Linked DNA regions of Mus musculus: regions 2, 3, 4 and 5 are each linked to region 1. Evidence: chromatin loops called from intact Hi-C (ENCODE). Cell type or tissue: left cerebral cortex. All regions are shown on one strand.

What was found. Hi-C counts contacts between places; a loop is a spot of excess contacts. Peaks named below come from ENCODE experiments on the same cell type or tissue, not always from the same donor. Only the 100,000 strongest peaks of a DNase experiment are listed, where the experiment ranks them.
Region 2: it touches region 1 in a loop (4-fold over the local background); 11 of 42 quality-filtered maps call a loop at or near these places.
Region 3: it touches region 1 in a loop (6-fold over the local background); 15 of 42 quality-filtered maps call a loop at or near these places.
Region 4: it touches region 1 in a loop (7-fold over the local background); 36 of 42 quality-filtered maps call a loop at or near these places.
Region 5: a loop joins it to region 1, with 7 times the contacts of the local background. A loop is called at or near these places in 35 of 42 quality-filtered maps.

Annotation. Positions count from the first base shown.
Region 1 is chr9:79,714,750-79,719,749 of GRCm38, reverse strand. Col12a1 (collagen, type XII, alpha 1) reads left to right here and starts at 1,028. Exons shown (of 66, transcript NM_001290308.1): 1 at 1,028-1,331; 2 at 4,279-4,386. The coding sequence starts at 4,314. In left cerebral cortex, CTCF peaks have their summits at 1,218 and 2,641; DNase peaks (open chromatin) are centred at 576, 1,053, 1,754, 2,633 and 1 more place; H3K4me3 peaks cover 2,495 bases.
Region 2 is chr9:78,643,665-78,648,664 of GRCm38, reverse strand. The region is part of intron 5 of Cd109 (CD109 antigen); the gene reads right to left. Among named protein-coding and RNA genes, the nearest start is that of Cd109, 31 kb to the right of the region's middle. In left cerebral cortex, a CTCF peak has its summit at 2,460 (motif pointing left); a DNase peak (open chromatin) is centred at 2,451.
Region 3 is chr9:79,107,728-79,112,727 of GRCm38, reverse strand. No RefSeq gene overlaps it. Among named protein-coding and RNA genes, the nearest start is that of Gm35024, 80 kb to the right of the region's middle. In left cerebral cortex, a CTCF peak has its summit at 2,954 (motif pointing left); a DNase peak (open chromatin) is centred at 2,929.
Region 4 is chr9:79,042,844-79,047,843 of GRCm38, reverse strand. No RefSeq gene overlaps it. Among named protein-coding and RNA genes, the nearest start is that of Gm35024, 16 kb to the right of the region's middle. In left cerebral cortex, a CTCF peak has its summit at 2,352 (motif pointing left); a DNase peak (open chromatin) is centred at 2,337.
Region 5 is chr9:78,785,156-78,790,155 of GRCm38, reverse strand. It overlaps Gm39376 (a long non-coding RNA gene), which reads right to left and starts at 4,529. Exons shown (of 3, transcript XR_870938.2): 1 at 4,323-4,529; 2 at 3,092-3,173; 3 at 604-702. In left cerebral cortex, a CTCF peak has its summit at 2,108 (motif pointing left); DNase peaks (open chromatin) are centred at 314 and 2,092.

The DNA of each region.
Region 1 (5,000 bases):
TCCGTCTTCGAGCCCTTTCCGGATAACAACGTGTGACTACTGGACACTTCATCCCATGCGTCTTGTACAATTTGGCAACTTCAAGTGCCAGACTCCCACTGCGTCCAAGGGGTGGAGTGCCGGGAACCGGGGAGCTGCAGAAAAGAGCCCGTGTGCTGGCGGAGTATCCGGCTCCTAGTTGGCCTTCTCAGTAGCTCGCGCCTGCGTGCGAGCGTCCCCGAGCGAGCTCCTCTCCGTCCTTTTCACCTCTAGGAATTTTTTAGGGAAGAGCTGCCTGAAGCCCCAACGTGGGCCAGATTTTACTCTTAAACTGACAAGAAATTTCTAAGGAGAATAAAACTTGTTCTTAAGTGTCCCGTTGGGATGCCCCCGCCGCCCCCGCCCCCAGGTACCAATAACTTTCCTCTCCCTCCCTCCAGACTGAATCGAAGCCTCCCATCTCTATCCTGAAAAACTAGGTTAGACAGACAGGCCTGGGAAAGCCATCCTAGCCCTGAGCCGGGAGCAGGCAGGCGGCTGTCGGAGTTTTCAAAGTCGCGCCTTGGAGACTGGGAAAGACAGAGGCCCGCCGCGTGCACAGACAGTTAGTTAATGGAAAGCCTGTAAATCGGTTTTAAGTGCACCCAGGACAGAGGGGGAGGAAGGTGGACGTGGGGACGGTGGCGGCCGGAGATGCAATGGTGAGGGACAAAGGGGATGCCCATCCCGCTGCTCTGAAACGAAGATCCGTTCCCCACTTCTCCATTGTTCTTATTTTAGAAAAATAAACGTATTAAAGAAACTCGTTGGGTTAGGGAAACCCGAGCCCCCTAGCCCGCCCCAAGCGGAGGAGTCCGCGGCCTCCCTTGGCAGGGAACCCGGCTGCGGCTGTCCCCCTCTCTCCCTCCCTCCTCCCCGCCCCCGGAGGGGCATTGCTACTACGGCGATCGCCACCTCACGCCGAAGGAATGCTCGAAGTATGCACACGTTCCCAAAAGTAGACCTCCTTCACCGCCGAGGAGCATACATCACCCGTGGCAGCCTTCCACCTTCTCAGGCGTTTCGTAACCGAGTAAACTGAGAGCCGGGAACAGCCCTCTATTAAGTAGCCCGCGGCGCGGAGTCTCTTCCCAGTCGGCAAAGGCGGCCGCTGCAGACGCGTCCGCCCGCAGCTGCATTCAGTCCCCCTGCCTCCGCTCACTCTGCGCACTAGGCGCTGCTGCTGGGTGCTCCCATCGCCTTTTCCACACCGGCGGCCGCCAGGTGCTCCCGGAGCGCAGCGCCCTCCCAGGCCCGGGGGGTCCCACGCGCAGGCTGCTGGACGCCCGCTCCCTCTGTCACCTCCGGCTCAGGTCAGTCTGGCTTCTGTTCCCCACCCCAACCCCCACCCCTCGCGCCCTTTCCCAAAGATAACTGGGGAAAGTGGCTTCTTGCTTGCACCTTAACCCGGGGCTGGCAGAATGCCCAGCAGGGGCTGCTTGGCTTTGGAAGCGATTGATTAGTGTGCCCGAGATAGATCTGTGGCACAGGAGTTTGGCGGTTTCTTTGGAGTTTTGGAGGGAGAAGGAAAGGTGGCTTGCTTGTGTGCCAAGTGGGACTCAGTGTATCCATCTGTAGGGCAATGTCCTCTATAGTCTCTGTCGCTTTCAGTGAAGTGCACGGGCTGCATAGGTCGCTCTTTATAATCTGGTGGCTTTGCCAGGGACTCCAGGCTTGCAGCAGGGACTCAAGGCATTGCCAGAAAACGAAGTGAAGTACTGTACGCTCCGCGAAGAATTCCATGGAGGGCCAGTGGAAAGCGCTCCAGCTTGGGGAGACTAGGCGCTAGTGGCATCTCCAGATGCTCGGGGGAGCTGCCCTGGCTCCATCCTCCACTGCTTTCAAAGTGCTGCTGGGTTAGGCCAGCTCTCGCAGCTTCTGAGACTTCCTTTTTGGGTTCCTCCTGAATGCACTGGGATTAAGTTTTACCCAGGGTCAGTCAATGGGACCTTTGAGGAGGGTTCTCCTCCAGTCTTTGAGTGCACAGATCAGAGTGCGTGGAGTCAGTGCATTTGAGAGCAGTTGACAAATGGGACCTGCATCTGGCTTCCTCAGCCACCATCCCCTGACCAATTCAGATCTTTGGCATACACCTCCTCTCAGCTCCAAGGTTAGGGTCTTCTAAAGAATACTGGGGTAGGATTGGGGGAGGGGGGCGAAGAAACAAGTCTAAGCTCGTCCTTGGCTAGGTAGCCTTTATAGAAGACGTAGGTGACGCCTGGACTCTAGATGGGCCCACGAAACATTTGTGTGCCTGTGTGTGCGTTTGAAAAAAAAAGTTAAATTGAGAGAGTTAAGAAGTTGGCTCCTTCCAGCAAGGGGTGGGGGAGGGGCAAGTTGTCCGAAAGAGACCAGTTCCCATAGTGCCCCCACTCCGGGCAGTTGATTCATTTTCATTCATGAGGGGAAGTGAGGGAAATCCTACTGCCACGTAAGGGCTACCGCTTTCAGACATCTATGTCTGAGAATGCTCAATGAAGTGTTGCTAAGCACTCCGATAAATGTTTTGGCTAAGAAGGAGAGAGAAGTTTTTCTTTAAAACGTATACGAACGGAATTCTTGGCTGGCTGAGATGGCTGAGTTATTCATCAGATACCCCAAAGAGAAGTGATTCATTCTTGATGCTGAGACAGGAAGCCGATAGGTGGCGCACTAGACTAAGACTAGACTAACTCAAGTTTTTTGTTCACCCTTTTAACACCCCCCCCCCCCCCAAATACTGCACACCGATTTTTGTGGGTAGGTTACCACTCTTTAACTTTTCGTGAGCACAACTGCGGACTGCATTCTAAATTATCATATCAGCGTTATGGCCGGGTGACGACAACAATGAAGCATTTATGCTTTTTTAATCTTTACAAATTTTGACTAATGTAGGAAAGGGTTTGTTGTTAATTAGGGGGAGAAGACATTACTAAAACCCCTTAGATCCCAGAGCTGCGCCAAAATTTTAATATTGGCTTCATAAAAAGGAGCTCTGGGCAATTTGGCTTGCCTGCTCATCAGACATGTAAAATGCAATTTACACTCGGATGAGGAAAGCTGCCCTAACCCTCGTGCCAATGATTTGGAAAGGCAGGGTTGGAGACTGTCAGTTCCTTTTTTCTCAAGGAGAGCCCAACCTTTGGCTTATTTTTGAATTCCCAAACACAAATGGGGGAGTGCTCCCCGCTATTTGTCATGAGGCCTATGGTGTAGCCTTAAAGTTATGTGTGCACTTCTGAATCTCCTCGTTCTGTTTTTTGCATTTGGCCACAGACACCTTCCCAGTCCAGCTAATTGCTGGTAACTTTTGTTCCTGGATTGGATCATAGAATATACTAGGGCAGTCCTTTCTGCTGCTAAAACAGCTACTGTGTGTTGAGAAAGTAAAAAGGATGAGTGGAACTCTTTGCCGTTAAGGAAGAAATCTATTTGCAAAGGCAGGAAAAATTAAGAACCTTCTCACCTCTGGGGCTTGTATTAGTTATAATCGTCCAGCATTAAGAAATAGCTAAACACAAGGAAGAATTATTGCGGTTTGTACAATCTAAGAATGTTTGGGAAACAGACAAGGGCATTTTGCTTTTTCTACGGCTTCGTCTCTTTTTATTATGCATTTTAGAGTTGGTTCCCTCTCATCTTTGGTAAAGGTTTTATCAGATGTGAAAACGACACGGTTATCAGAAGAACTGGGGTTCATTTGAGCCTTCCTCATCCCTCTGTAATCTATTCCAGATCTTAAAGACATACTTGCATATTTTTAGTCAGGATAAACTGGAGAAAATAGAATAAATGAGGTTTATTATTATTATTATTATTATTATTATTATTATTATTATTATTATCAAATTACCCTGGGACCACTAAAGCACAGTTACCTAAAGAGGTTAGCAGTTAGGGAAAAACAGCCAAATGAAATACCCAGCTGGAAGACACATTTGGTTGAGTCAGGGATAAAATGACCTCTAAATTATCCATCACCTTGGCAGTATGAAGTCATGTGCGGTCTGGTCAGGCCTTTACAGGGCACCAGGCAGCAGCAGCTCCCTGGGGGAAGAATATTCTCTTTAAACTAGAATTTCCTACTAGTGCCCTGATTAAACCTATTGGAAGAGCTTGACTTCCATGGTTCCACAATGGGTCCATTATGTGCTGGGCTGGGCCCTGTTGTTTTATAGGCAGATTTGGCTCGGTTCTGGTCCATGTTTAGGCTCTAGTCTAACCTTGTTCGTGGCCTGCTCAGGCTGGGTTCTGATGGATCACTGCTTCCTCCTGCAGATCCCTTCATGAGGCTGTGAGCTTGAGGCCCAAACATGCAGACCAGGCTTCCCCGAGCGCTGGCCGCCCTGGGCGTGGCCCTACTCCTGTCTTCCATTGAGGCAGAAGGTAAAATGCTTTTACTTCTCCTATGACAAGTGAAACTGCAGAGTTCAAGAAAGGAAAAGACTTTCATCTCCTGCTTCTGTTGCTTGGTCTGTTTTCTCTGCACTTCTCAGGTGCTTTCTCTTCTTCAGAGAAACACCTGCCTTCTGAGGTGTGTCCGTTTCTGAACTTTAAAGGTCCAGCTCGTTTATTCTGCTTCCACTATTCTGTACAGTGCTGTGTGGTCTCCTTGCGCTTGTCTCTGCAGTGTGCTGTCCACACTGCCACCTGCACTGCCGCCTTCCTTGACGATCAGTCCCCTGGATAGGGCAACAACTGTATCCAGCTCTGACAAGAGGATTCCCGACATCTGGACACCAGGAACCTCAGAATATGGACACCTTTACAGGATCAGCAGCGGATCACCTGGGTCAGGACTGTGACCTTGGTGACAACATGAAATAAAAGACTCCAACACTGCCAGCCCCGAGCGTCTGGTTTTCCTTTCTTTTCTTTTTGAGCAGATTAGGTTGGGTAGGCAGACTTTCAGACAAAGGAGCCAACCTTCAAACTGCCAGTAGCTAGGGGAGGTGGGTGGGCGGGGGATGAGTGACAAGCAGAAACTGACCCCTAGTGGG
Region 2 (5,000 bases), 1.1 Mb after region 1:
AAGAGCAAACTGTGTAAAATGCACAAGAAAGCAGGAACCTTCAAGCTGGAATGCCTGGGGAGAGCAGACGGTTGCTTTTCTTTGTGGAACACTGAGTAGACAGAGACAGCAATGCCCACGGGAGAGAAGGTAAAATCAAAAGTTGTGTTTATCATTTGACTCAGTCTCTCCTTTTAACGATTTACGTTCTTCCATTCTTTTTTTTTTTTTTTCTTTTTTTCGAGACAGGGTTTCACTGTGTAGCCCTGGCTGTCCTGGAACTCACTTTGTAGACCAGGCTGGCCTCGAACTCAGAAATCTGCCTGCCTCTGCCTCCCAAGTGCTGGGATTAAAGGTATGCGCCACTACACCTGGCTTTATGTTCTTCCATTCTTGATGTCTAACAGTACAGACTTCCCTATACCTAGCATCTCTTTTCTGTTCCCTCACAAGATTTACAGCATCCCTAACCTCTGACTTCTGCTACATCTTCAACTTAGGTCCCTATTTCTACTGGATCTTTCCATAAAGCCTAATAAGCTAAATGAAATCTTTAAAAAAAAAAAAAAAAAAAGACTAATAGTGCTGGAGAGATGGCTCAGTGCTTAAGAGCGCCATCTGTAACTCCAGTTTCAGGGGCTCCAATGCCCTCTTCTGGCCTCCACGAGCCTTTGTGGTACAAAGGCATGGAGGCAGGCAAAACATCCATACACATAAAACATGGTTTTAATTTTTTTTTAATGAGGGGTTTAATTTTTTTTAATGAGGGGTTGGAAGATGGCTCAGTGGGTGATAGCACGGGATGTTCTTCCAGAAAGCACAAGTTCAGCTCTCAACATCCTCATTCCAACTCACCATCTTCCAACCCCTCTTCTGACCTCTGGGAGCACCAACCTTGTTAAACAGTGTGATCCTCATCGGCCACATCCCTTCATCCGTAAGATGAGGAGACAGATCAAAGCGCTCTGTTGCTTTGTAACTTTTGTTACGTAACAGTGGTGGAAAACTGGCCCATCTATGAATGGATAGAAAATTCACTGAGACCCACAGCTACCCTGTACTGCATGTGAGAGACTACAGGAATGGGAATGAAGACCTAGAAATGTTCCACAGTCAAAGGCACTTGGGCTGGAGAGATACGTCCCCTGAAAGATGCTAGCAGCTGCATAAGCCTGAGAACAGGAGCCCAGCTCTCCCCTACATGCAGGGTGGGTGTGGAGGCACCTAATGCATCTATAACTGAGAAGGGCAGACAGGCGGATCCCAGAAAGGGGGTGGGGGGCTTTAGGTTCAGGGATAGAGTCTGTCTTTAAAAAAAAGAAAAAGAAAAAAAACTAAGATGAAACTCAGTATTTAAATTTAAATCTTTTTCTATTTTATTTAAAAATAAAATAGAAAAAGACTGCTCTTCCAGAGGTCCTGAGTTCAATTCCCAGCAACCACATGGTGGCTCACAACCATCTGTAATGGGATCTGATGCCCTCTTCTGGTGTGTCTGAAGAGGGCCATAATGTTCTCACATACATAAAATAAATCTTTTTAAAAATTTTTAGAAAAAGATGCTCTGACCTCCACACTTGCATCCATATGCATACCACACACATACATACATACATACATACACACACACACACACACCACGCACGCACACTTGTTACTTCAAAATGCTGAAAATGAAAGCAATACATGATGACCAAATGCAATCTCGATTATTCTAGAGCGTCTAAGAGTCAGTGAGTGACTGACTGTCTTACACTGTAAATCAGTAGTTCTCAGCCTCCCTAATGCTGCAGCCTTTTAATACTACAGGGTCTCATGTTGTGGTGACCTGCAAACATAAAATTATTTTTGTTGCTAGTTCATAACTGCAGTTTTCCTTTTATGAACCATAATGTAAATATCTAATATGCAGAATATCTGATATGAGACCCCTGCAAAAAGGTCACCCTATCCTCAGGGGATTTTGCCCCACAGGTTGAGAACCACTGCTTTAAATGAACATGGTAGAATTGGATAAATTCCAGGGAGCGCACAGCGTGTTTCACTAAGCATCCCTTTGCTGACCTGAGGGAACATGTGACTAAAGATGCCACTGCCTGGTTACCTACGGTCACTACACCTCAGACCCCTGATAAAGCCTCCAGTGCTAATGCACGTCCTCCCACTGTGGTGCTTAAAGCATCCCATAGGGGTTTTTTTTCTACAAATAGAATGAAATTTCTAATTCCTCTTCTAAAAATAATTTTTCCCAGTTTATATTGAGAATGGTTACTGACTCAAAAAAAAAAAACTAGTATATATGATGATGGAGCATTCAAATAATGAGTATATCTCATCCATTGTCATGACTCACTGCTAAAACAAAAGTAGGTAATAAAATATAAAAAAGCCCCGAATGCAAAGCAGGAGTCAAGCAAAGACAAAAGCCAGAAGTGAGGTCTCAGCTCACCACTCAAGCATGCCTTTGATTACACTGCCCCCTGGTGGACACCGATTTTGTTAAAGAGGTCTGTTTGGGGGTTTTGTTTTTTGTTTTTTCTGGGTTTTTTGTTGTTGTTGTTGTTGTTGTTGTTTTCTTAGTTGTATGCTTCATATTGACATTTCATGAACAATGAGCACTTGGTGTTTGTCTTTGTCAGAAGGATAATGATACCTTCAAAAGTGTTCCAGGGGGAAACGGCATTTAGACTAAGACATCTAATAACTGCTAACTTAATGCAAGCACTGTTGCCAGCTCCCGGGGCTGGAATACACACACACTCATTATATATTTGTAGATTATCATTGCTGTTCTTTGCTATAGCATGGATGGCCTCAGTCTTAAAGCAATACAGTGACTAGAAAGCTGCCATTGGTTCTGAACTGAACTAAAAGTTGAGCAAGAGGTCTCCTTTCTACAGAAGTATACCTAAGAAGTTAACTTGCTATGCTGTGGTCTTCCTGTCACAAAATGGACATAGTTGTACCCATGTCACAAAATTACCTATGAAGAACAAATGGGAACATATATAAATACTGCACCTGTGCTTTCCTGGGAGTAGACCCTAACCTTCGTAAACATTTTCTACATGACATAATATAAATGTGTTTATTTTCTCATAATGGTATATCAGCCATCATACTGAGAGATCACACTGAGAGACCCTTAAAAACCAACATTTCTCATGGTATCCTGTATCTTCTCCAAATTAATATTATTATCCTCAGGTTTAGATGTTTTGTTTGGTCATTACCACACTAAGCTATAAATCCAGAAAATGAGCAAATCCCTCAGCTACAGATCTCACAGACATTAACTTTAATCCTTACGAATTACTCACTGCCTGTATGAACCTCGTTTGCAACACTGCCTCCAACATTCGTTAAAACCATGTTACACATTCAGTAAGAGCAGCTGAATTATCAAGGCTCAAATTGGTAGATATATAAACATCGGCAAAGGCACCTCTGGCCAGTCAGCAGATGTAAGCGTCTAGTAGGACCCTAGCACCGACTCCTTCCTTTAAGTCGGTTCCCTCACCGTATCCCACAGGCTGCTTCAAGCAAGAGCTATCCCATACATCTCACCCGACACATCATGTCAAGCACCTCTGGTGTTTACATAAAAATTAGATATTACTCACCTGTGTATCATAAAATATAAAGTAATATAGATATTACACACTCCATGACCACCCTATCTCATAGTTGACATTGATTTTTCACTTGTTTTAATTACAGTGACATGAGTTTGCCATCTAGCCATCTCTGAGCACTGGACAGTCGTGCTAAGTGCATCTACACGGTTGGAAACAAATCCCTGGACCTTCACCTTGCAGGACAGAAACTACACCGTCCAAACAACTCCACCTCCTCATCGCTCCACCCCCTGGTCTCTGCCATTCCACTTTGTATTTCACTGGTTTTCTATATCCTAAATATTGCATTTACACGAGAGCACACAGCAGCTGTCCTTTTGAGGCTGATTTCATTCAGAGCAATCTCGAGGCTCACTTGAGTCACAGCACGTGAATGAATGATCTTCCTCTGTAAGGTGAGGACCCCTTTATTTTGAAGTGCAAATGGATGGATTAATTTCTGCCAATAATGAATCACATCTGTGAATATTTTGACTAATATCATAAAGACCGGACAAATGAGCTTATCCATTATACCAGGTATGACCCCTCCACTGGAGCCTGTTGAGAAGCACCCCAAGATTGAGATGTGGAAGACATATCGACCCATCACGCTACTTTCAAATAGGGCAAGCCATGTGTGGTGGCATATGCCTGTGATCCCCGTACCGTGGAGACAGGGGCAGACATATTGAGACCCTATCTTAAAAATAAGTAAATAAGCCAGGCAGTTGTGGTACATGCCTATAATCCCAGCACTTGGAAGGCAGAGACAGGCAGATCCCTGTGAGTTTGAGGCAAGCCTGGTCTACAGAGGGAATTCCAGGACATATACCTAGAGAAACCCTGTCTTGAAAAACATACATACATACATACATACATACGTAACAAAAGTACCAACTAAAAAGATCTAAGAAGTTAAATATCTTAAATAACTCAAACACTGAATTAAATTATTCTTCTGGGTTGTTTCCTTGTAAATATCTTAATAATGGAACTATATAATTCTAAGATGTCATAAGAACCACATTCTATGTGCTTGCAAAGATCTTCTTATCATGTTTGAGTCAAGAATATCTGTGTTGTAGAGAAGAGAGTATTGAGCCATGGGGAGAGGAGACAACTAACACTAAAGACTTTTTTAAGGCCACATAGAAACCTACTACATATAGGAAACTACTACTTTAAGTTTCCTAAAATCAATACATATAATCATATAAAAGGAGTTAAAATCGAGTTGCCCTATAATGGGGGAGGAGGGTAGGGTAGGGAAATGCCTCTCCCAGATTTCAGAAACTAGAAAATAAAAAGCCCAGGGACAGTATGGGGTTCTTTTCAAGTTGTTCGGTGGGGGGGTCCCATAACCCCCAAAATTACAGGCTATTGTCCTTATTCCTAGTTACA
Region 3 (5,000 bases), 610 kb after region 1:
TCTCAACAGTAGTTTCTGAAGTTCACTAGCTCAGATGGCAAGACAGGAACTCACCAGGCTGGCGTTCAAGTTCAGTGTCTGTGGGAGAGATAGCGCTAGTCAGTTTCTGGACCACAAATTATATACCTAACTCTTGTCTACCAATTAAAGTGTATGACTTTGGTTGTGAGGACGGCCAAAAAAAAGAATGTGGCTGTCTTCTGGTAATGTCACCACTGGGTAAAACCACCTTAAGAGTTAGGCCTTGTTGGTGGTAAATCAGTGTGTCATTAACACATAAAAGAAGGCAGCACTTTAATGTACCAAATGAATCTACTGTCGGTACACATTCATAGAGATGACTCTGTTTTTGAAAGCCTGTGAACATCTACAAGCAAACACTCTTCACTTTGTCCCTTTCCTTGTGGGTCTCATTCTCTGCTTTCTGTAAAACGTATCCATTTGCAGACTGGCTTCTGGGACATGGACCAAACAAAGCATCAGGGCAGCTTATGCATTTTCATGATGCCACTTCTTGACAGTAATTCTTCAGTCCTATTTTATGGAAATATCCAGCATCAGAAAAGCAGAGTGTTCTGTACTCAAAGATTTCATGTTATAGCATTCAGAGGCCACAGAAAACTCAAAATGTAGCAAGATGGACTTTCCAGCTTTGTAACTAGATGTCTTCCCTTGGTTTATTCTCTGCTGCCACATAGAAAGAGCAAAGCAAGAGAAAACTGCACATCTGTATGTTGAGAAAGTAACTAGAGCCATACCTCTCACCATCCACAAAATCAACACAAAAACATGAAAGGACTACATGTTTGACTTAAACACATGCAATCACTTCAAGGTACCAGTGGGGAATGGTTTTTCTTAGCAGGATCCCCCCCCCCCGCCCTGAAAAGAGGAAGCCAATCCAAATGTAAACAAATGGAATTCTATCAAATTAAGGGCTTCTGCACTGCAATCAACACTTAAGAGATAGATCATAGGATAGTAGGAATTATTTATTAACCATATGTCCAGCAAGGAATATAAAAAAAATCAAAAACTCTCAAAATAAACCCAACCCATAAATAATACAATTAAAGTAGACCAAAGGTCAGAATAGATATTTCTCAAAAGGAAAGATATAAATGGCCAACAAGTGAGGTTTAAAAGGACATCATTAATCATTAACCTAAATAATTGATCAGAGTCAGAACCACAGGGAGATGTTATCGCCCCTCACGAAGAATGGCTGTTATCAACAAGACTGAAGTGTTAAGTGAAATGAGGCATGCCCAGACAGACAAAAACCACATGTCCTCACTCACTGATTAAAAGGTACAGTCTCATGGAAGAACAGAATGGAATATTGGTCAATAGAGTCTAAGACAGGCACAGAACAAAGAAGTAAAAAAACACAGTTAGGCAGGAGAAATTAGACCTGGTTTTCTCTTCCATACGCAGGGAACAATTTTCTTTACAAGCTAAGATATACTTCAAGGTAACTGGAAAGGTACAAAAGATCTCAACATGTAAAAATGATTAATGTTATGCAGAATTTAGAACTTTTCTTCCTTCCAGCCCCAAGATCCTAGAAATAAGACTCAGACCCAAAATATATTTACAAATACTTTAGCCATACAGCTAGGCTTTTCTCTTATTAGATCATAACTTAAATTATCCCATTTAGTTTAACCTACATTCTGCCATGTGGCTAATTAACTGTGCTCAGGTACTTTGTTTGCTCCCTTCAAATATTCTTGGTTAATCTGAATCTCCCTCTCTCCCTTCTCCTCTTTCTAGCTGGCACATATCCTATCCTTTTCTTGATTCTGCCCAGCCATTGGGTGATCAGCATTTTTTCACAAGACAGAAAACAAAAGGTAAGAATTACTTATAGGAACTTGAGACAGGAGATTCTTGGTTTATAGGCATTAGAGTTCCCTGTATGAATTGGATCAAGATATGAGGGCAGAGAAATCAACATTTGAATGGTAAACTTTACACACAATGTACAGAAATAGTGTGCCTACATATTGGATGATACAGAAAAGCTAATTACCACAGTGTAATTATGACAGAATATATATGTATGTGTTTGTATGAATTTATATATATATATATATATATATATATATATATATACATACATATACATGTGTATGTATATTATTATCACACAGTACTTCATACTTCATGCACACACAAAACATTTCATAACACAGAGAAAGAAGTATTAAACAAGCAATAGCAATTGAATTGGTGGCCCTTACTGCATATTCCCTTATTATAGCATCTAAAGTTCCCTTTGTGAATCTAGGTTTGGAACAACACTGAATATTGACCTCTGCATTGACCTTCCCATGCAAATGCACATACTTTCCTATGCACATATAAACACATACACACACACATACACACACATACACACACACACATACACACACACAAACATACACACACACAAACATACACACACACATACACACACACATACACACACACACACACACACACACACACACACACACACACACCATTATGTTTTCATGAGGATGTTGTCCATTAGCCACTGGCTATTTGTCACTAAGAGGATTTCCTGCGTGCTGAATTAAGTTTTGTTTTGTTTTGTTTTTTTCATGGAATGCTAAACTTTCCCCATCTTCATGCTTAACATTTGTGTTTGTATCTATTTCTCCTCACTACATAGTATGCGTGTTCTACAGATTTTTTTTTTTAGGATGAGCACAAGCCAGTCACAGTCTTAGTGTACACATTGGTATCCATATAAATAGGCATATTATCATTATAACATAAAGGACAGGTAAGAGAAGGAATCCTGAACACAAGAGAGAACACTTAGCCTGTATTCTAGAAAGTCCAGACTGAGTTAGAAGCTGATACAAAGGTTCAGAGCTCAGTCATGTGCCCTAAATTCTGATCTCTTCATGGACTGTGACTGCTCTCTACTGGACAGAAACTCTATCAGCCAGTCATCAGTGTGTTAGTACCTCGGAGGAGAGTAGGTACATTATTTTACGAAATAAGAGAACTAAAGAATCCACTGCCAAATCTACTTTTTATAGAGAATATGGTTCTATGTCATAATTAATATTTTGAAGTTTTAAATATTTCTAAAAGAAAAAGACATATGCATTAGATTTATTTTAAAATGTGCTTTAATTTTTTTAAATTTTATTAGATATTTTCTTCATTTACATTTCAAATGCTATCCTGAAAGTCCCCTATACCCTCCCCTTTCCCTGCTCCCCTACCCACCCACTCCCACTTCTTGGCACTGGCATTCCCCTGTACTGAGGCATATAAAGTTTGCAATACCAAGGGGCCTCTCTTCCCAATGATGGCCGACTAGGCCATCTTCTGCTACATATGCAGCTAGAGACCTGAGCTCTGGGGGTACTGGTTAGTTCATATTGTTGTTCCACCTATAGGGTTGCAGACCCCTTCAGTTCCTTGGTTACTTTATCTAGCTCCTCTATTGGGGGCCCTGTGTTCCATCCTATAGATAACTATGAGCATCCACTTCTGTGTTTGCCAGGCACTGGCATAGCCTCACAAGAGACAGTTATATCAGGGTTCTGTCAGCAAAATCTTGCTGGAATTTGCAATAGTGTCTGCGTTTGGTGGCTGATTATGGGATGGACCCCCGGGTGGGGCAGTCTCTGGATAGTCCATCCTTTCATCTTAGCTCCAGACTTTGTCTCTGTAACTCCTTCTACTGCCAAGTTCTTTCTAGCCAATTCAATTTATATCATCATTTACTTAAACATCTTAACTCTTCAAACAACATTGACTTCATATGCTTCTTTTTAAAGAGAAATACACTATTCCCTTTATTCAACACACACATGGACACACATACACGTGGTAGTAGTAATTCCCCATTGATCTTTTACTATTTTAAAACTGACAAAACAATCAGACATCAATTTTGAAGCTAGGAATCTATGATTTCCAGTTCTGAAAATACAGCAGCATGCTTGTAGATACTGCTTTCCTGACACTGGCATCATTCATTCCAAGCACTGTCGCCACTGCACCCCTGCTGCGTTAGGAAAAGTTATTTATTGTTCACCCACCATCCTCTTATATACCTCTGTATGAGTAAACAATAAAAGATATTGTGACAAAAAGAAATATGATGATATTGCAACCTTACAAAAAGAAAACAAAGAAGCACAAAACAAAAACATCACAAAATAAAATTTAAATTTATAAAATTACAGAGAATCACATAAAGATAAGCTTTCTTACATTTTTTGATTTTCAGTTCAAGTACACATATATTATCCACAATATATTGCAGAACACATTATATATGTAAAATGTGTGTGTGTGTTGTATGTGTAAAACATTTTCATTAAAGGAGTTTTCAAGCTGACTCATGGAGTTATACAATACCTAAAGGAATGCCCCATGAAATAACCAGATAAGGTTGGCTTTTAAGGAGACAGTTTCCGGCATGCCAGTTTTTATACACCCCCTTTTCTACTTCCTTATATTTCTGGGAGTCTCCTTTCCAGATGGGCATTTCCCTCCTATTTTCAACAACCAAACTAGATTTCTGTCTTGCCCTATAAAAACTCCAAAAGAAATTCAATAGGTTTTTTTTGTCTCTTAGAAACTCCTCCCAACTCTTCAGTTTCTCTTACTTACTCGGTTTCTCACTTTTCTGTAAGTATTTTTAGTAAGGCTTGCTTCAGATTCACCCACTCCCTCAAGAGTCCACATCTTTAATCTTCATGGTGGTGAGACAGAGACAGTGAACTCAGAGTAGCTGTCCTGGGTCTATAATTGATGAAACTGAGTATCTAGTATTGTAGGAGTCATATACAACTGGACCATGAAAGGTGCCAGCATTCTCTGCATCACATCTGCCCTCCACAGCACTCTGTGTCTCCAATGCATAGAATTTACCTTAATTTTCTAGACATGCTTTTTGTCCCATGTTTCATGTGGTTCCTGCCCCACCATGTCCTTTTCTACTCTATTCTTTGTTCTCAGTA
Region 4 (5,000 bases), 670 kb after region 1:
TAGTGATCGTAGATTCCTTTACTCTTTTGTGTGGAAATCTCTGATTTCTCCTTTGATTTCAACTGAAAGTTTGATGGATATACTACTCTGGACCGGTATCTATGGTATTTGGCATAAATTTTTGATGACCCTCCCTTCCTATGTGACTTGGTCCCTCTGTCTTACAGCTTTCAATATCCTCCCTTTGTGCAAAATATTTAATAATTTGTCTATTACATATTTTAGAACACTTGTTTTCTGGCCCTATCTATTTTGTTTTTCTATATAAAAATAGCCATATTTTCTTTACATTGGGGGAAGTTTTATTCTAATAATTTATTGAAAATATTTCCTGTGCCTTTAACCTGGATTTCTTCTTTTATACTTAGGACTTGTAGGTTTTGTATTTTATATAGTTCCAAAGTTCTAATATGTTCTGTCTCCTAGGTATTGGTTTAGTTCGGTTTGGTTTGATTTGGTTAAGGTGTGTGTGTGTGTGTGTGTGTGTGTGTGTGTGTGTGTGTGTGTATGTGTGTGTGTTTTCTTATTATTGTTTTTCTTTTCAGATTTAACTCTTTCTTAACTGACTGTTCCAATTTTTCTACCTTATCTTCAAGTCTTCATATGTTCTCTTTCATTTGATCCATTCTGTTTTTAAGGTTTTCTATTGAGCATTTTATTTATTTACTTAATTTTTCATTTTTTTTACTTCAGTTCGACTTTTCTTCAGAAATTCTCCTTATTAAATTCTATTTTAGCATCATGAATTGTTTTTGCTCATCTCTGTTTTCAGTCTTCATTCCAGCATATATTTATATCTTCTTTGAGTTCCTCTAATATATTTATAATTATCCTTTGAAATCATCGTATTTTGCTTCATCTAAGTGGCTTTTGTTATAGAATACTACTGTAGACTTCTAATTTCTAGAAGAGGCATAATGTCTTAATTGTTCATTTCTGTTTGTGGGTTTGATATACAAACTGAGCTTCAGGAATTAGGTCAATGTTTGTTTTTAGTTTGGATATCTATACCACCTTTGTTTAATGGCTGTTCAGATCTCTGTTTGCTGTTAGCTCAATTTAGCAGGTTACAGAGCAGCTAAAAAGTACTTTTGGTTCAGTCCTGAGATGACTCAATGTTGATGTATATTCAACACTGAGTACTGGAAGTGGACTCGTCTCATCTGGGGCTAGGTGCTACCATTAAGCACAGGTACACATCTTCTTTAGAGTTAGAAAATTCTTTCTGTAAATCCTCAGAAGTCTGTGAAGGAGGGTCCCAGAATATATAATCTTCAAGTAGAGGCAAGGTAGAGGTCCTTTCCTGAGAGCAACAAGTGGGGCCCACCATGACATTTTTAAGCAAGTGTATAACAACAAGTTTTAGCAAAATATTTTCTGAAAAAACCTATTGTTTCCAGATAAGTCAACCAGACGTATAATTGGCTCTGCAATCTCTTCCTCGGACAGTCCTCATGGCATGCACAGGAACTGCCAAGGTCTGCTCATCACATAAGAGCATTAAAAGGCCTAGCAAATCCTTCCCTGAAGCCTTAAGGCAGATTTTTAGATAAATGTCTTTCATTTGTTCCCATTTTCTCCTGGGCAATGAAGTTCTTCAGAACATTCTAGTTTCTCAGCAAGGCTGTGTCATTAGTAGACAACTCTCCAAAGGCAAAGGCATCATCCGATTTCAGTCTTGCTCAGTTAAACTCAGTTATGAATGAATACTGACCTCTGGATGGGTTGATTTTCCCCTGCCTGTTGGCACGACATCCAGGATGCATGAGGTCCTAGTGCACATGATCAAGCTACTGAAAAGGGCAGCAAGTATGGTGTATGATAGTTCAGCAGCACACTTAGGAAGAACCATGTGCTTAGAGAAGGAATCATGTGGCTAGCAGAACTAGCTTCATGTTGCATAACCCAGATCTACACTGTTGATCCCATGGTTTGGGACAAAGCATTAAAGAGCTTAACTAGGAATCTTTGACTACCAAGTTGATGACTCATTTATAAAATAGGTCAAGTCATGCTATAAGACAAGTCAAATGCTTAATACATACCTGTTCTAATGCTATCTGGAGACTATCAAAAGCCTCAAAATAGGTACTTGTGACTTAGAGAGGTAAGCTAAATTATGGGTAGTTTTATTTGTATACATCTTATTTTTCTAAATGTAAATTATTTGGCTGAGAATTTTACTTGGGATTCCATTTAGGATAGTTTGGGTGTGTTGTTTTCTATTAATTCAATCCCAGTAGTTGGAATTCTTTTCCATAGCCACTCCTGTTTCTGAAATTAGAGTGGCTTTCAACTCTTAGACACTCACCAAACTCAAAAGTGGGGCGCCCCCTGGTGGAAAACACTAACATTCATTTTAATCACATGCAGGGTAAAAGTTAAACTATTTTTTTTTCTTTTTAGAAGAACTGATTTACTTTCTGTTGATGAGCAGTTCTTCCTATTGCTCAGAAAGAAAGGTTTGCTTGTACAACGACTGTAGTTAACCCTGAAGGAAGCCTGTCTTTTCACAAAGATTGTGAAGGTGAGAAGAGTGGTGGGTAGGCAACAGGCCACAGCAAAGGCTGGCCAATGAACTCACCTAACCTTACAGAAAAGGTAACTTTCACAGTTCCCTTTAACTAGTTTCCTGTTGTTCATCCCAATTAAGTCCAGCTCCTTCTAGAACACAGGACCAACTGCAAAAGTTTGTATACCATTTCCTTCCAAAGACAGGAGAAAAGAAAGAAATGACAAGCTCTTTTAGTGCTCAGGTTTTGATTTTTTATATTCCAAATAAGTGTAATGGAATCTAGTTAAAGAGATGGAACAATTCCATTTGAAAACCCTAAGTATTCTCTAAAATTGTTTACAATGTTTTTTAATAGAGTGCTAGTGAAACTGTAAGTGCAAAGCTACTAAGCAATATACTTCAGAAATAATTGTATGTTTTATGTAGAATAAATGGAATGGAAAATGGAAATCAAGAGAAAAGGAGAGGAAGATAAGCTGAGGAAAATGAGAAACTAAAAGGTCATTAAAGACCTATACCAGATAAGTGAAGTAAGAGAATGCAGAGGTTGAGTGAGAAAGGAAGTAGAGAGAGGAAGTGAGGGAAGCAGGGAGAGGAAGTGACAGAAGCAAGGAGAGGAAGGAAAGGAAGCAGGGAAAGGAAGGGAGGAAAGTAGACAGAAGGAGGGAGGGAGGCAGGGGAGGGAGAGGTGTCAACAATTACCCCAGCCTGACTGCTGTTTAGAGTTCTCATAGGCACTATTCAAATGACTGTTGCCATCTCAGTAGGAACAGACCTGCAGACTCACTTCTATCCTGACCAGTTCATGACACAACCTCTCCACCTGAAAAATACAGTAATAATACAGATGATGATGTCTGTAAACAAATGTTCATTAGTACTCAATCGGCAATTTGTATGGATGCATCAAGCATAGATTTCCCCTCATAATAATCAGCCAACAGTAGCTGGATTCTAAATTGCTCTCAATTACAACCACTTCTATCTTTAACTACCAGCCAATTATCTCCATTTATTTTATTGCCTGGTACCTATTCATGAAAGCTGTCATTTGGTGTAAGAGTAAAAGCTTTTGTGATGGGATGAAAAAGAAGCCCATGGAAATTTTAGATGATGTCAATAAATCAAGAGGAAAGAAAATAGCAAGCTGGTCCTCTTCAGACACAAATATGGCCTGGAAAACAATCATACTTTACAACTCAGCTTACTCCAGTTTATCACTGCCAAGCAAACCCATGTAGGAATATTGTCCCTTGATCACACTCGTTTATCTCCGCCAAGCAGATAGATACTACTCAGATCGTGAACACTGGGTCCTGGCTCTCTGATGATTCCTAATCATTTGCATTCTACGTTTGCAAGGTTTTTACCAACATTCAGAAAGATACAATTTCATCTAAATGTTCTCCCTTCAATTAACTTTTTCCTTTCCCAAGAAAACTAAATAACGTGTTAAATAATATTTTATGGATTTCAAGTGAAAACTCTGATTTTTTTTTATTGAACAATGTCACCAGTTAAGTTTTCACTAGGTAATCAAACAGCATGGCTTAGAACCCTTCTGATTGCACTAGACCACTGCTCTTGTTTAACTCATTTGTCATCCCTTGCATCCTTGCAGTAATTAATGAGTTTATTCATCACATATTCACATGAATAGGTTGCTCCTCTGACAAAATGAACCATTCAAGCCAAAGCAAAAGTATGAAGGCAGGTTTTGTTGAGAGACATCTTTCTTGGGCTAGTTCACAGATGTCAGAGGTGGAGATGAGTGAAGCCACCCATCCAGGCTAAAACAAGCGGGGTCGGGGGAGTGGTTTTTTTTTGTTGTTGTTGTTTTTGTTTTGTTTTATGTATTGTTTTGTTTTGATTTTTAACTTATTCACTTTACATCCCACTCACTGCCCCACTCCCAGTCACCCCCTTCCAAAACCCTTCCTCCTCATATCTCCTCTCCCCTTCTCCTTTGAGCGGGTGGGCCCCTCTGGGTATCTCCTCACCCTGGCACATCAAGTCTCTGAAAGGGTAGGGGCTTCTTTTCCCATTGAAACCAGACAAAGCAGCCCAGCTAGAAGAACATATGCCACAGACAGGCAACAGCTTTTGGGATAGTCCTGTTTTAGTTGTACAGGGCCCACATGAAGACCAAGCTGGACATCTGCTACATATATGTGGACTGGCCTAGGTCCAGCCTGTGTATGTTCTTCGGTTGGTGGTTCAGTCTCTGAAAGCCTCAAGGGTCCAGATTAGTTGACTCAGATGGTCTTCCTGTAGAGTTTCTACCTCTACCCGGGCCACAATCCTTCTTCCTACTCTTCCATAAGAGTCTCCAAGTTCCATTCACTGTTTGGCTGCGGTGTCCTAGTCTATCTGAGTCAGCTTCTGGGTGAAGCCTCTCAGAGGACAGCCATGCTAGACTCCTGTTTACAAGCAGATTTTATGGGTCTTGGGCACAGGGTGATAATGTGTGAGCTAGGAGCTGGAA
Region 5 (5,000 bases), 930 kb after region 1:
TTTATACTTTGCCAGAAATATTTTTAAATAAATCTTATTTCTTCTTTAGTATACAACAGGTTTTTTTGTTGTTGGTTTTTTGTTTTTTGTTTTGTTTTGTCTTTTTGCTTCCCTACTTGTAAGGCCTAGGAACTCACTAAACACAAATCTCAAGTTCAAAAGCACAGCTGAATAATTAAGAACAAAAGCACTGTCCATGCTATGCTTATGCTTGGGACTTAAATCAAGTAGCATGCCAGTGCCAGCCTCCCAGACTACAGTTGCCTAGGAACTAGGCAGCATCCAAGGATGTATGTGGGGACCAAATCAATGTAGGAATCAGAGATGAACATCACTGAGCATAGAGACAGAGAATCTCCAGGCACTGATCCACTGAACCAAAGCTGCTGAATTTCTTTTTCTTTTTTTTTTTTTTACTAAAATAGATTTTATTGTGACAGTAGTGAAATTACTCTTCTACAGATATAGAACTATGTTCTGTGCCAAGCTATCTAAAATTCTGGTATTTTTCCAGACAGCATATAACATGTATTCCTATGTTATAGAGTGGTGGTCCTTGTGAGTGAATGTTAATGAGATTCCAGATGAAATGTAAATACATACCAAATAGGCCTTTCTCCCATGCTGCTTTCTCCATCACTCCCACTCTCCAGCATACAACTCCTGTTTTGGTTTTATCACTATGCTTTGTTTGAGGTACATCTGTGGAGAAAGATGTAGGTGACAAGTTATAGAAACATAGTGACCATGGTTAATTCCTTTCTCCATTGCCACAAGCAAAACCTATGAGTTGTCCCAGTCTGTTGTGCCCTCTGTTTCGTAAATGAGTGTCTACATACCAAATCCCGTTGGAAGCTGAAAGTTTATTCTATACCTCTGAACTGACGGTTTTTACCTGCTTCCAAGGTCAATATGTGATCACATAAAGGTTATCAAATAGTACAGAAGGTCTACTAAATTTATTATATGCCTTAAGAGACATGAAGACTGCTGTCAACCTACTGACACTGGTGTTGGTGAGGTTACGTGCAGCAGGGTCAGGTCATCATGATATCATAACCAGCTGAGGGAAAACTCCATTCAACACACAGCACTAGGGTCACTAGGGTTATATCCATTTCCTAGGGTTACAGTAATAACAGAGTACCACAAACTAAGTAAGTGGCTGAGACAGCAGAGACGTAATGTCCCACAATTTCAGAGGCTGCAATTTCAAGATCAAGATATCAATTGAGCTGCATTCCTTTGGAGTGCATAGTATCTGTCCCAGCTCTCCTTTAGTAGTTTCTTGGTTTGTAATATCATAAGTGCAGCCTTCACATGACAATCCCTGGGACACATGTCTAGATGCAAAGTCCTTTTTCCAAGAATACCAGCCATATTGAGCCTGGGTCTTAATCTACTCTAGTACAACCTTAACTGTCACATTTATAATGACCCTATTCACAAATGAGGCCACACTGGGAACTACACATTCAACATTTGGAGCATGCCACAATTCAACCCGTGAAAGGGATTAATAAATCAAGATTAAGAATAATTGGTTTTCCTCACACACTGTAATAGGCCAGAAGGACTGCCTTAGAAGGGTAATGCTATCAGAAAGCCATTGTGGAATAGAGACTTGACTGGTTAGCCAAGGTAGACCTCGGAAATGCATCTACGGAGGGAGTGTCCTGCTATATCACTTTAAACACCAGTAGCAAACAAGCCTGTGGTGAACCCTTAGCATGAAACTGAGTATCAATAAGACTTGGGGAGATGGGGGAGAAAAGCTAGCTTTCTGGGCCATTTAAGAGAAGATTCCATAGAACCATTTAGTTTCTCAGTTGAAGTCAGAAACCTAAGGGTACACACAGTTCCTGGGTTGTAGAGACTGAGAGCCCAGATGTGCTGATAACCCATCTAGTATCCTTTCCCTACACCACAAAGATTAAAACTCCAAAATGAGTTCCAGACGTCCAGGCTCAAAATATCAACACTATACATTACTTATCCCTGAATGTAGGTATCTAAGAGGCATGGATATCCAATACAACACACTCACCCAATTTAGCCTGCTGCTGGCTCTTAACAACTGTAAGTTAACACTGCCCTCTAGAGGTCTCCTACTCAGTTTCATCCCTCCTGAGCTGCCTTTCCTATATGGAGTGTGTCCAGTCAATTGCTCTCAACCACACATTCTGTACATAATTAGGAGGACACAGTCAGTCACCAACCAGAAGACAAAGACATATTTCCTTAGCATGTGCCATAGTTATATCTCTTGTCTCACAGAAATTCTGTATAATTCACTTGAACTCATTTATGTGGCTTCATCTCTACAAAGTGACACATCTGAATCCAACGGCAACATTCATCTCTAACTATGCAAAACACCCAAAGGGGCCCAAATATTAAATTAGAAACACAGAGACCAAGCTTCTGATGACTCGTGTCAGAGGAGGGTGATGAACTGGAAGGAGTTGAGTGAAATTCTGTCTTTGTGTTCTGTCTCCCAGCTCCATCACCAGAAGCCCTTAGACAGGCATCAGTGAGTTCACTAGTCTGTGTTTTTCTCATTTGGTTCTAAGCCTTTCCAGCAGATGCTCCAAAGTCAAACTGAGTCTCTGGAATCTTAAATTCTATGACCACTTCTGCTAAAAAGATGTGTGACCTTGACTGACTCCGCTAACCTCCCTTGTTTCAATTCTGTCTACTTTAAAATGAGGGTCTGTGTTTAATTATCTCAAAGGACCCTTTCAACCTTCATCCTTTGTAACACTCTGCAATCAATTCTACTGAGTGCTATATCTGGGGTCCATATTCCAGAAAAGTCCTATTTAACATCACGAAGCATCCATATTAGAAATAAAGTTGTTTGGCAATGGGTCAAAGAGCCAGAGCAATCTTCACACCCATATGGCCATTTCAAATATCAAAATATTCACTGAATACGTGCCACTGGGAACAATAAAAACTTCCCCCAAGAACTTTCAAACACTCAAATACATTCTATGATTTTTGACTATACCTTTCACTCTGGCAGCTAAACTGTTAAGAAACATTGTTTCAGCAATGACAAACTTCAACGAAGCAACATAGTACACACCTGCAACACCAGCATATGGAAAGCCAATGGTGGAAGATGATGTAGTCATCCTTGGCTGCATAGTGAGACCTTGTCTCAAAACCTAAACAGAGGTCTGAAGATGTAGTTAGTTGGTAGAGGGCTTGGCTCCTTATACACAAAGCCCTGGGTCTGATCCCCACACTATCTGAATTTCTGAATTGAGTATACTGGCATATAGTGCTATCGTCTCAGAACTCAGGAGGTAGAAGGAAAATGATCAAAAGTCCAAGATTATCTCCAGCTACATATTAAGGTTCAAGGAAAATCTGAGATAAATGAGACTCTGCCTTTAAATGTGTGTGTGTGTGAGAGAGAGAGAGAGAGAGAGAGAGAGAGAGAGAGAGGGAGAGAGAGAGAGAGAGAGAGAGAGAGAGAGAGAGAGAGAGAGAGAGAGAGAGAGAGAGACTTGCCACATACATAGAGTAGTTGTGTCTACCAATAAAAATAAAAAACCTTTTGGAGCCAAAATCAAATATTCCTCTCCTAAAACGTGAAATGTAATCTAAAATCTTTATTTCCATTCAATTCTACCCAATTGTTCCTGCCTTGTTATTTTAATAATTTATTAACTAATAAAATAATATCAATCCCTACCATCATACTTAAAACCTACAAAATTGTAAGGAGTAAATCTAATATAGAACTCATTTGAGGGGATATTTTTGGACAAATTAATTGAAGACACTCAGAAACAATTCCATGTCCTTCAAACAGGCAACCAATCAACTCCCTTTGTAGCTCTGATGAGGTGATTTTCTATGCAATTATTACCTATTAGTATATATAATAATATATTAGTATATTATTAATAAAAACCCCGTAAGCATCTCATTGCTGTGATTGACTCTAGTTCTTAGAAATTTCACTTGTTAAATTCTCATATTTACAGGAAAAATAGATGCCACACATCTAAAACCCTTGAAAGACCTCTCTACCCAACCTAAAATTGTCAGTGCTCTGAGAAGACGTTTTCCTTTTTGCCAACTTCTGTGTGGCACCTTAGAAGAAACTCAAAGACTTCAATCATCATTAGCAGGGAGACATGCACCAGAGGAAGCAGCTATGGAATGAGCTATGGGACAAGGGAGATCTCCAGTCGGAACTGCAGAGGATGTGCCAAGCTCGTGCTCAGACAAGACAGTTCAGACTCCAGAGGTCAGCCCAGGGGGACGATGCCAGCAGCAAACATCCACCAGAGCACAGGCTGTACCGTTAGGGTGGTTGGTGAAAGGACTGCACGGCCACTGGAACCCACTTCCACTGAAGTCAGATGGCATGGTGAGTGGCATTTTCCATGTGCCACCACGTTCAGTCAATCTGTTAAGGCTTTTCAAGACTTCTTCAACATACATTTTTGTCACGGAGATTGGCATTTATAGACATTGGCAAAAGAAAGTGGAGAAAACACAAATACAGGTCAACCATCACCTCTCCTGATCCACAGGTTCTGCCCAAGTTCCTTAGACTCAACCAAAGTTACCAGGTGGTGAGGATGCCTGCGTTACATACATACATACATACATACATGCATACAGGGTTTCATTTTGTGTCACTGTTCCCCTGAAGAGTACAATACAATGGCTATATACATGCTATTTTATATTTATATTTATATTTATATTATATTTATATATATTATATATTTATATTATATTCATATTTATAGTATATTATGTATATATAGTATATACAGGGTTTCATTTTATGTCACTGTTCCCCTGAAGAGTACAATACAATAGCTATATACATGCTATTTTATACTTATATTAATATTATATTTATATTTATACAAATATATATTTATATATTATATATTTATATATTTATATTATATTTATATTTATAGTATATTATGTACTGTAAGCGACTCAGATATTATGTGAGGAAA